Regions from separate parts of the Homo sapiens genome. Here region 1 is linked to region 2. A link is a loop called in an ENCODE intact Hi-C map of the cell type or tissue named here. Cell type or tissue: natural killer cell. All regions are shown on one strand.

Region 1 (5,000 bases), 510 kb before region 2:
TCTGACTCTGTTCTGTGATGTGTAGTGCACTGCAGTGTTCTGTGATGTGTAGTGTGCTGCAGTGTTCTGTGATGTGTAGTGCATTGCAGATTTCAAGGGCTGCTATAACAAATTACCATCAATGGGATGGCTTACAAATGTAGCCTCTCAGCTGTGGAGGCCAGAGATCCAAAACCAAGATGCAGGCAGGGGCTCGCTCCCTCCAAAGGTTCTACAAGGTGGATCCTTCCTGCCTCTTCCAGCTTCTAGTGGCTCCGGCCCTGCCTCAGCTTGTGGGGCTCCTTCCAGCTGTGCCTTCCTCTTCATGTTGCTGCCACCTCTGTGTGTCTGTGACTGTTTCCCCTTCTCTCCTCTAGTAAGGACTTGTCATTGGATTTAAGGCCCACCCTAATCCAGGTTGATCTCATTGACTAAATTACATCTACACAGACCCAAAGAGTTTCTAAATTACATCTCCACAGTTTCCAAAGAGACCACATGGGTAGGTTCTGGCGGTTAGGATGTGGATATATCACTTTAGGGTGTGGCTATGTCACCAGGCAGCCTGCTACAGAAGAGTGTGAGCCATTTTTTCTCTTGAAGAGCACAAAGAGTAAGAATTGTTTACCTTGAGATGCTGCTGAAGGAGGCATCTTCCCACACACCTGCAGGCCCATTTTGGATGGAAGGAAAGTGAAATTTCTACCAGTGATGAATGACTTCTGTGTCTGCCATTTAAGTCACTTAGATTCTAAAGTTTACTAGATGGGGTTCTTGGGAACTGCTCATTCAGTTAATTATTTTTGGATCTTTGAATTTGCTTGGTTGGTTCCAGTGTTTGCAGTCACAGAGGTAAATATCGGCACATGTGAGAAGGTTATGAGAGCAACACAAAACCAAAGTCACTTTTCATATAATTCCTCTACTTACACAGGGTGTCTATTTGGTAATATTTAATTTGTTTTGTTAACAAGGAGAAGCAGTGTAAATGTGTATGAAAAACTTACAAATAAATTCACTGTAAAATGCCTATTTCCAACCAATGGATAGGATGTGGCTCTTTTAGTAAACACTGCGTTATCATTTCCTAAATAAAACGCAGTTGTGATTTTATCACAGAAGACACATCTATTACACATAGCACAGAAATATATAAAGTGGGCATGGAAGTGGCCCTGCCTTTGTCCTTGTCCCACTGTTGAGAAGAGGGTGGGCCCCCGGTTGAATGTGACTTGCGTAGAGTCGTGTGCGTGGCTCTAGGTTGTTTTATTGGTATATAAGAGTGATTTTTCCCAAAACCCCAGGCAGAATCATTGGTAATTCAGAATTAAAATAATATGGGTGTACTGTTTAAAGAATTTGAGAGCCAAACATTTGATGTTCTCTGGTTGTTGAAAATAGCGGGGTTATCAGTGGCCATTCAGGGATTCAGCCACCTATTGTTGCTTTTCAAGACGATGCATGTTTGTCATGCCATGGACCGTGCCTCCTTTGTAGATAAGCTGATTGAGTGTCATCACGTGGGCTTGGGTCCACCTGATGCCGTGGTTCCTTCCCTCTCTCACACGCGCCTTAAACAGAGAGTAGTCAGTCAGGGAGGGTGAGTTTCAGTTGGTTTCTTTAGCTCCTGTCTATATCAGTGCCCAGTGGTGAATCTTGCCAGGAGAGGTGGTGACCTGAGAAAAGGTGAGTTGTTGGGCAATATGTGGATTTTCCCTCCTGCAGTGCTGTCCCTGCCACTATGTACACCAGGTTTCCATGCCAGCTACATGTTGTAGGATATCACTGCAGTTTTGATATTCTGCAGATTCCCTTGAGATCAGAAAGGAGAGTGGGTGTAAGCAGTGTTGTAGGTCAGCTGCAGTTAGTGGGAAAGCGGTTCCAGCTTCAATGTGGGCCAGGCTCCCGCTCCCCCGTCAGTGTGGGACGGCCTCCCGCTCCCCTGTGCTGCGAGCTCCACGGCCAGCTCTCAGTGGCTGCCACAGTGCCGCCCCTGCTGTCCCGAGCCTACCTCCCCCTTCCTTCTGATGTGTGCACTTTGGACCCCACACTCTTTAGGTCATGGGCAGGAAAGGAGAGAGAAAAGACAAAACACAAATTCTGTGCTATTTTCAGCTGTTGATTCTTAAGGCAGGTGCCAGCCTTCCTGAGTACTAAGCAGGGCTGGTGGGCACTCCCCCAACCTGTCCCTCCCTAGACCCGAAGGAGTGTCCTTCTGTCTGCTGGTGAGACCTGGTGGAGGGTGTCTCTTTTGCACAGTGCAATTCCTGTGTGATTAACACGTTTCCACGTGTGCTCATGGTGGCTCCTGGATGGGACGGCAGCTAGGGAAATGAAGTTCTTCCCTTTCTGGTTTGTGTGTTTTCTGTTTCTTGGGTTTGGAGTCCGGCACGTGACTGCTCACTGTGGTTACTTGGAGTTAGAAATCCGGAGGAGACTCAGCCGGAAAGGTCAGACGTGGAGCCCGGCTTTGCCAACCACTAGGTGGCAAGCTTGCCGCTCAAGAGCCCCACGGGAGCCTCAGGACCAAATCCCAAGTCAGGGCCACAGGGGGTCCCGTCACCTTTTCCGATTAGGCAGCGGGGTGTGAGGTGAATGTGCGTGGCCTGTGGCTTTTATGCTGTTTCGATGTTAGGTGTAATCTGTTTTTATTGTTGAGAAGATTTGACTAGTTTTATATGTAAATTTACTGATTAATAATAACATATTAAAGTACATTTTTAAAATTAAATGGGCTTAACCAAGAATTGCAACTGCACATAGAAGTGAAACCATGACTAAATCATCACATTTGAAACAGGACGTGTGACTCGTGTGTAAAATGTGAACTTGTTACTCACATGTTTCTGGCTCATAGCTCAGAAGCTAGTTCCAGTGTGGGGATTGTTCTGTCTGAATAGATAGAGTTGAGATCAGGAAATAGCTGTTTGGTGTTTCTTGGGGTTGTCTTCTTACAGTTCAGGAGACCCTTCCTAAAGCCGGTCTTTTCTCACTTCCAGTCATTCCTGTATTCCATCAACCAGACAATCTGCTTGCGGTTGGATAGCATTGAAGCCAAATTGCAAGCCCTGGAGGCTACTTGTAAATCCTTAGAAGAAAAGCTGGATCTGGTCACGAACAAGCAGCACAGCCCCATCCAGGTTCCCATGGTTGCCGGCTCCCCTCTCAGGACAACCCAGATGTGCAACAAAGTGCGATGGTAAGAACAGACCAGGGTGCCGGGGCCTTCAGGTCACTTGGGGAGAAGCGCGTCACCTCCTCGCCCAGGCCCGCAGCTTAGTGGCTCAGTTTGCTGGAGATGCGCAGTGTCTGCCTCAGCAGTCTCAGCAGTTTCTAACTAAAGCTGACTTTAGTTAGACCGAAACCGAACACATGGCATCCTGCCAGGATGACCTGAAGTCATCCTCACCTTTCCTTTCCACATAAAGCCGGCCCATACACCTTTTCTTTGGAACTAACCCACCAGATCTTAGAAGATGTACACGTGCTTCTTTCCTTTTTCCTACTCTACCTGGCTAGTCTTTAGATATGTTTTTCTTCGTATGTGGTGTTTATACATTTCACATGAATATATCAAACTTTTCATTCAAATCTGCAGTTTTTATTTTGCTTATTTTTAAAAAGTAGAGTCTAATGAGTCTAATCTTAGAAGGCTGTGTGGTAGTTTGTGAACTGTTTGAGTGGAACCTTTATGATGTCTTAAGAAGTCTCGGACCTGCTTGGTGTCCACTCATCCAAGGCTTCCTGTCAGATATTCCAGCTGACAGCTCGCGCTGAAGCTCAGGCTCTGGTGTTGCTAACCTTCCCCACACCTGGCCAGAAAGAAGTCCTGCTTAAGGCAGTGGACACGGCACAGCTTTGTGCTTGACAAGGGGCCTTTTGACTGAGCGCTGCTCACTTCAGGTTCCCTGGCCTGGCTGTAGCCTTCTGCCCGGTGTGTCTGGGAGGAGAGAGAATGGTGGGACGGCAGTGGGGGGGCCGGGGAGGACATGTGGATGCCGAGGAATGGGAGCCGCAACAAGCCTGGAGGGACTGTTGTGACCTTGCTGCCCGTGTGTGCTGCAGGTGCCACCCTGCCCATGTGTGCTGGTGGCTGGTGCTGGGTTAGGTGCTTTGTGGACCTCGCCAGGGAGTGTGGGAAGTCTGGGGGCAGCTCCACATGATGGCTGCTGTGCTGGCTGAAGCAGTGGTGCCTCTTTGAGCTCTCGGGCATGCCGGAAGTTTTGGAAACGCTACCCGGCCGTCTTCCGAGCTCCGCTGCTGGTGGTGGAGTTGGCATCTCATTTCGCAGGCGGGAGCTGGGGATCGTTCACGTGTTACTCTGAGATGAGGCCTTCGCCCTGCACAAATGCTGTCACTCACATGTTTCCCCCCAGCAGGAGTTTGTTTACCATGTCCTCTGTGCAGGGACGCTGTTGGGCTCCCAGGTCAGGTGTGCAAAGCTGTTGGACCCAATGCCTTTTTTTTAGGATAGTTTTTTGGGGTAATGTCCTCTTACCCTAAAATGCAGTTCTTAGAAAATATAATTTATGTTTCCAAAAAAAAAGAAAATGTAATTTATAACTTATAGTTATTAGACTGCCCTAGCTGTAGAGAATGAATGTGATAGTATTGTGTAATAAGACAACACATTTCAACATGGTGATGGTTAGCCGTGAAAAAGCCGGACGTCCCACCTGGTGTGTTGCGTCCTGGTGACCGGGGGGCGGTCCCTGCAGATGGACCCAGGTGTGACACTGGGAGTTCAGCCCCCAGCTGGTGATGGAATATTACAGAATGGTGAGCAGTTCCTAATGAACTTTCACATAAAGCAAAGTATAATTTTTTCTAGACTTATGTAATAGTTGAATTCATGGAAAATTCAAGTCATAGTAAGACCGTGCAAAAATGTTTTGTGTGTAAACGTTGAATAGAGTAAGATTCTGAGTTCAGAGAGTTAGAAGCATGTTTTCCACTCATGAAGTTCTGGTTCATTGTAAGTTTTGTATGTGGAGAGTTTTTGTTGGGTGAGACTGTCTCGC
Region 2 (5,000 bases):
TACCGATCAGGGTATCCAGTATCTCCGTGATTACCTTCATCTGTCCCTGGAAACTGTGCCTGCCACCCTACGCTGCAGCCGTCCAGGGACTGGCAGGCCTCGGCCTAAAGGTCTGGAGGGTGGGCGACCTGCAAGACTCACAAGAGGGGAAGCCAACAGACATACCTATAGACGGAGTGCTGTGCCCCTGGTGCCGACAAGAAAGCCAAGGCTCGGGCTGGGTCAGCAACCGAATTCCAGTTTAGAGGCAGATTTGGTCGTGGACATGGCCAGCCACCTCAGTAAAATTAGAGAGGATTATTTTGCATTGAATACACTCACAGCCAAAAAACAAAAAAAAAGAGTCAGGGTCTTACTTTGTCAACTAGGCAGGAGTGCAATGATGCCATCATAGCTCACTGCAGTCTCTAATTCCTGGGCTCAAGCGATCCCCCCGCGTCAGTCTCCCAAGTAGCTAGGACACCATACCAGGGTTTAAAATTAATTGTTTGTAGCCAAGGGGTCTTGCCATCTTGCCCAAGCTGTTCTCCAACTCCTGGGCTCCAGTGATCCTCCTGCCTTGGCCTCTCAAAATATTGGGATTACAGGCATAAGCCACTGTGCCCAGCCAGCTCTTTTGGATATATACCCAGAAGTGTGTGATTGCTGAATCATAGGGTAGTTCTATTTATAACTTTTTATTTTTTTTATTTTTTTGAGGCAGAGTCTCACTCTGTCTTCCAGGCTGGAGTGCCGTGGCATGATCTCGGCTCATGGTGGTTGGGCCTGGCCGCAACACAGCCTTCATCAGCATCCCATGCCAACCAAGCACAACTCTGCACCTGTCCCTGGCCAGCACTGTGGGACAAGAGTCCAGTCCAAAGTGACAGAGTCCCTGTCTGCAAGGAAGATGGCCTCCCTGCTCAGCCACATCACATCACCTTGACTTTGCTGGGCCCTGGCCTTCCAAGGTGGAAGCCGGCAACCTAGATGCCTTGGGCTTGTCTCCTAACATCAAGCAGTGAGGGTCAGGGTCAAGAGAGGTGGCTGAGCTACCAGAAGGAAGCCCAGGAGTGTCCACGCCGGCAGACACATGCATCAGTTCTGTGCACACGTGTTCACGTTTATAATTATCCAGTTAATTAAAAAAAAAAAACAGCATTATAGGCTGGGCGAAGTGGCTCATGCCTGTAATCGCAGCACTTTGGGAGGCCAAGGCAGGCAGATCACCTGAAGTCAGGAGTTCAAGACCAGCCTGACCAACATGGCGAACCCCCGTCTCTACTAAAAATACAAAAATTAGCCAGGCATGGTGGCAGGTGCTTGTCATCCCAGCTACTCGGGAGACTGAGACACAAGAATTGCTTTAGCACAGGAGGCAGAGGTTGCAGTGAGCCAAGATTGCACCATTGCACTCCAGTCTGGGCAACAGAAAGAGACTCGGTCTCAAACAACAACAACAGCAACAAAACCCACAGCATTATTGTGATAGAATTCACATACCATGCAACTCTCCCATCTAAAGTGTACAACCTGGTTGGGCGCGATGGATCATGCCTGTAATCCCAGCACTTTGGGAGGCCGATGTGGGAGGACTGCTTGAGGCCAGGAGTTTGAGACCAGCCTAAGCAACATAACAAGAATCTGACTCTACAAAAAATACAAAAACTAGCCAGGTGCAGTGGTACATGCCTGTGGTCCCAGGTAGTTGGGAGGCTGAGGTGGGAGGATGGCTTGAGCCCCGGAGGTTGAGGCTGCAGTGAGCTGTGATCATACCACTGCACTCTAGCCTGGGTGACAGAGTGAGATCCTTTCTTAAAATAAGTAAATAGGCCGGGCACAGTGGCTCATGCCTGTAATCCCAGCACTTTGGGAGGCCAAGGCGGGTGGATCACCTGAGGTCGGGAGTTCGAGACCAGCCTGACCAACATGGCGAAACCGCGTCTCTACTAAAAATACAAAATTAGCCAGGCGTGGTGGTGCATGCCTGTAATCCCAGCTACTCGGGAGGCTGAGGCAGGAGAATCGCTTGAACCTGGGAGGCAGAGGTTGCAGTGAGCTGAGATCATGCCATTGCACTCCAGCCTGGGCAACAAGAGTGAAACTCCATCTCAAAAAAAAAAAAAAAAACAGAAAAAGTAAATAAAAAATTGAAGTGTACAATTCTATGGTTTTGGGTATATTCACAGTTGTGCAGCCATCCCAAGTCAATTTTAGAACATTTTCAGCACCTCAAGGAGGAAGCTTGGTACTTTTTAGCTCTTCTCCCCACCCCCGCCGTGCTGCTTCTGTCTCTGTGGGTTTCATAGGAACTGAGTCATGTAACATGTGGAACATTTGTGTCTTGCGTCTGTCACTTAGTATGGTGCTTTTGAGGCTCACCCACACCGCAGCGTGAGTTAGAGCTGTGTCCTTTCTGATTGCCAAGTAATATCTCATTGCATGGTCTAGCTGGGTTGACATCCCATTGCACACTCTAGCTGGGCTGTGAAGGAGCAGGCTGCTTGTGCACATGGGTAACGGATGTACAGTGAGACGTCAGTCTGTGCACATGGGTAACAGGTGGGTGCACCGTGAGGTGTTAGTCTATGCACATGGGTAACAGGCGGGTGTGCAGTGAGATGTCAGTCTGGTGCACATGGGTAACAGGCAGGTGTGCAGTGAGGCGTCAGTCTGGTGCACATGGGTAACAAGTGGGTGTGCAGTGAGGCGTCAGTCTGTACACGTGGGTAACAGGTGGGTGTGCAGTGAGGCGTCAGTCTGGTGCACGTGGGTAACAGGCGGGTGTGCAGTGAGATGTCGGTCTATGCACATGGGTAACAGGTCGGTGTGCAGTGAGACGTCGGTCTGTGCACATGGGTAACAGGCGGGTGTGCAGTGAGACGTCCGTCTATGCACATGGGTAACAGGCAGGTGTGCAGTGAGATGTCCTCTCCTCCTGCCGGCCACACGTCCCCGCTCCCAGGGCACAGATGTGCCAGTCACTTTCTGAGCAACTACTTCAAATCTTCAGAACAACCCTTCAAGAAGTATTTCTAGTTTACTGATGAAGATAGACAGACAGATATAAACAACTTGCCCAAAGCCATGTTGCCAGTCAGGGCCACTGAGGCCTGGCCCTTTCCAAGGTGCGGGCTCTTCTCTCCCTCCCCAGGACTGCAGGAATCAGTCGGGGGAGTGGCAGGCCCCAGCCATTCCACTGCGTGCAGGTTTCCTGCCAATTAAGCTTTCCAGCCTTGGGCTGAGAAGAGGATGCCTGTGTGTTGCCTCATCGTCCCCAGGAGTTCCTGTCCTGTCTCTAAGATGCATGAGAGCTGGAGCAGCCATGTGGTTACAGAAAGCTGCTCCCCCTCAGGGCCCCCAAAGGAAGTCAGGGCCCTTCCTTTATGCGTGTGGTGAGCCCCAGGCAGCTAGAATGGGACACCGGTGAGCACACCAATGAGGCTGAAGACCATCACATCCATTATCTGAGCACGGATGGCCCAGCTACCTGTGGAAAGCACCACAAGCCTTTGCTGGCGGAAGTGGGTTGGTGACTTGTTCCACTTTTCTCTTATTTATTTATTTATTTTGAGACGGAGTTTCGCTCTTGTTGCCCAGGCTGGAGTGCAATGGCACGATCTCGGCTCACCACAACCTCCACCTCCCGGGTTCAAGCGATTCTCCTGCCTTAGCCTCCCTAGCAGCTGGGATTACACGCATGCACCATCACGCCTGGCTAATTTTGTATTTTTAATAGAGATGGGGTTTCTCTATGTTGGTCAGGCTCATCTCAAACTCCTGACCTCAGGTGATCCACCCGCCTCAGCCTCCCACAGTGCTGGGATTATAGGCGTGAGCCACCGCTCTGTTCCTGGTTTTGTCTTCTTTCTCTTAAACAGGACCCCGCATTTTATGAGCGTCAAGCCTCACCCAGCCTAACTCCGCCCTTGGTTTGTCCTCTTAGAGTCTCAGTTTCCCCAGGTGTACGACAGGCAGTGTGGTGGCTGTAATGGGCTTCCATCAGTGCCTGCCACATGGGCGTGGGGCTCGGTAGGTGCTGCCGCTGCTGCTGCCAAAGCTAGAAGAGCCCCCACAGGGCATAGAGCCATTCCCTGGATCCCCTGGACCTGGTGGGCTGTTTCCAACTCCACAAGGCAGCCAATTCCCCGGTAGCCCTGACTCTTGCGAAGGCAGGGAGGAGGGGGGACCCCAGCAGCCTGAGGAGCTTGCAGCTTGTCCAGGCATGGAGGGTGGGGACCCTCTGTGGGCAGTTTTTGCCAAAACTTCTGGCTATGGTGAGAGGGTCAAAGGCGAAGCCTCGAGGTCTCCATTCTGGGAGTGTCTGCCCAGGGTCACCGGGGCCACACTGGGGCTGGGCCTGCGTGCTGGGAGCTGAGTGCATAGTGACAGGTCGGCACTGGTAGGGGCCTGTGCAGATGGGACGGCGCTGGGGGTGGGGGTGGGGGTCCGGGCTTCCAGGCGGCGCCTAATGTGGTTTTGGTTATAGACACTGCCTGTGTTTCCCTCTAAGCTGCTGAAAAGCTCAGAAATGTGCAGCAGGGCCTGGAGCTCAGCCTGGGTTCTGACTGCATGTGGGAGGTGGGCGCTGGGACGACTGGGAGTTCAGGCTGCATGGACCCACTTCCTGGGTTTAAAAACGGGCTCTTCACCTGCCACCTGTGTGCCCGGGCAAGGCCTTCTCTGCCTCTCTGAGCTTTGGTTTCCCTGTGTGTGCAAGACAGATGAATCACAGGCCCTGCCCCGTGGAGTGATTGGAAGATTCAGTGTGATAATTTATATGGAGGGCTGTCGCTTCTTTGAACCCTTCCCACCGAGGTGTGGGGCGATGTCCCCTTGCCCTGAGCCTGGGCAGGTGCTCCTGGCGGGAGTGGTGAACAGGATGCCGCAGGAGCAGTGCTTTGTGACTCTGGAAGCCAGGGCAGAAAAGACATCGTGTCCGTCTGGCTCTTTCTGGAAATGCACCCTTGGAGCCCTGAGCACTGCATAGAAGCCAGCTGGGTCCCCAGGGAATGACCGTG

What was found. Hi-C counts contacts between places; a loop is a spot of excess contacts. Peaks named below come from ENCODE experiments on the same cell type or tissue, not always from the same donor. Only the 100,000 strongest peaks of a DNase experiment are listed, where the experiment ranks them.
Region 1: a loop joins it to region 2, with 8 times the contacts of the local background. A loop is called at or near these places in 1 of 110 quality-filtered maps.

The regions. Positions count from the first base shown.
Region 1 is chr16:29,113,149-29,118,148 of GRCh38, forward strand. It overlaps the pseudogene RRN3P2. Among named protein-coding and RNA genes, the nearest start is that of LAT, 130 kb to the left of the region's middle. RefSeq lists an enhancer at 1,979-2,527. In natural killer cell, a CTCF peak has its summit at 2,441 (motif pointing right); DNase peaks (open chromatin) are centred at 513, 2,333, 2,493 and 2,803; H3K27ac peaks cover 4,209 bases.
Region 2 is chr16:29,624,541-29,629,540 of GRCh38, forward strand. It overlaps the pseudogene CA5AP1. Among named protein-coding and RNA genes, the nearest start is that of MIR3680-2, 28 kb to the left of the region's middle. In natural killer cell, no CTCF peak of the experiment used is centred here; DNase peaks (open chromatin) are centred at 2,631 and 3,310; H3K27ac peaks cover 1,024 bases.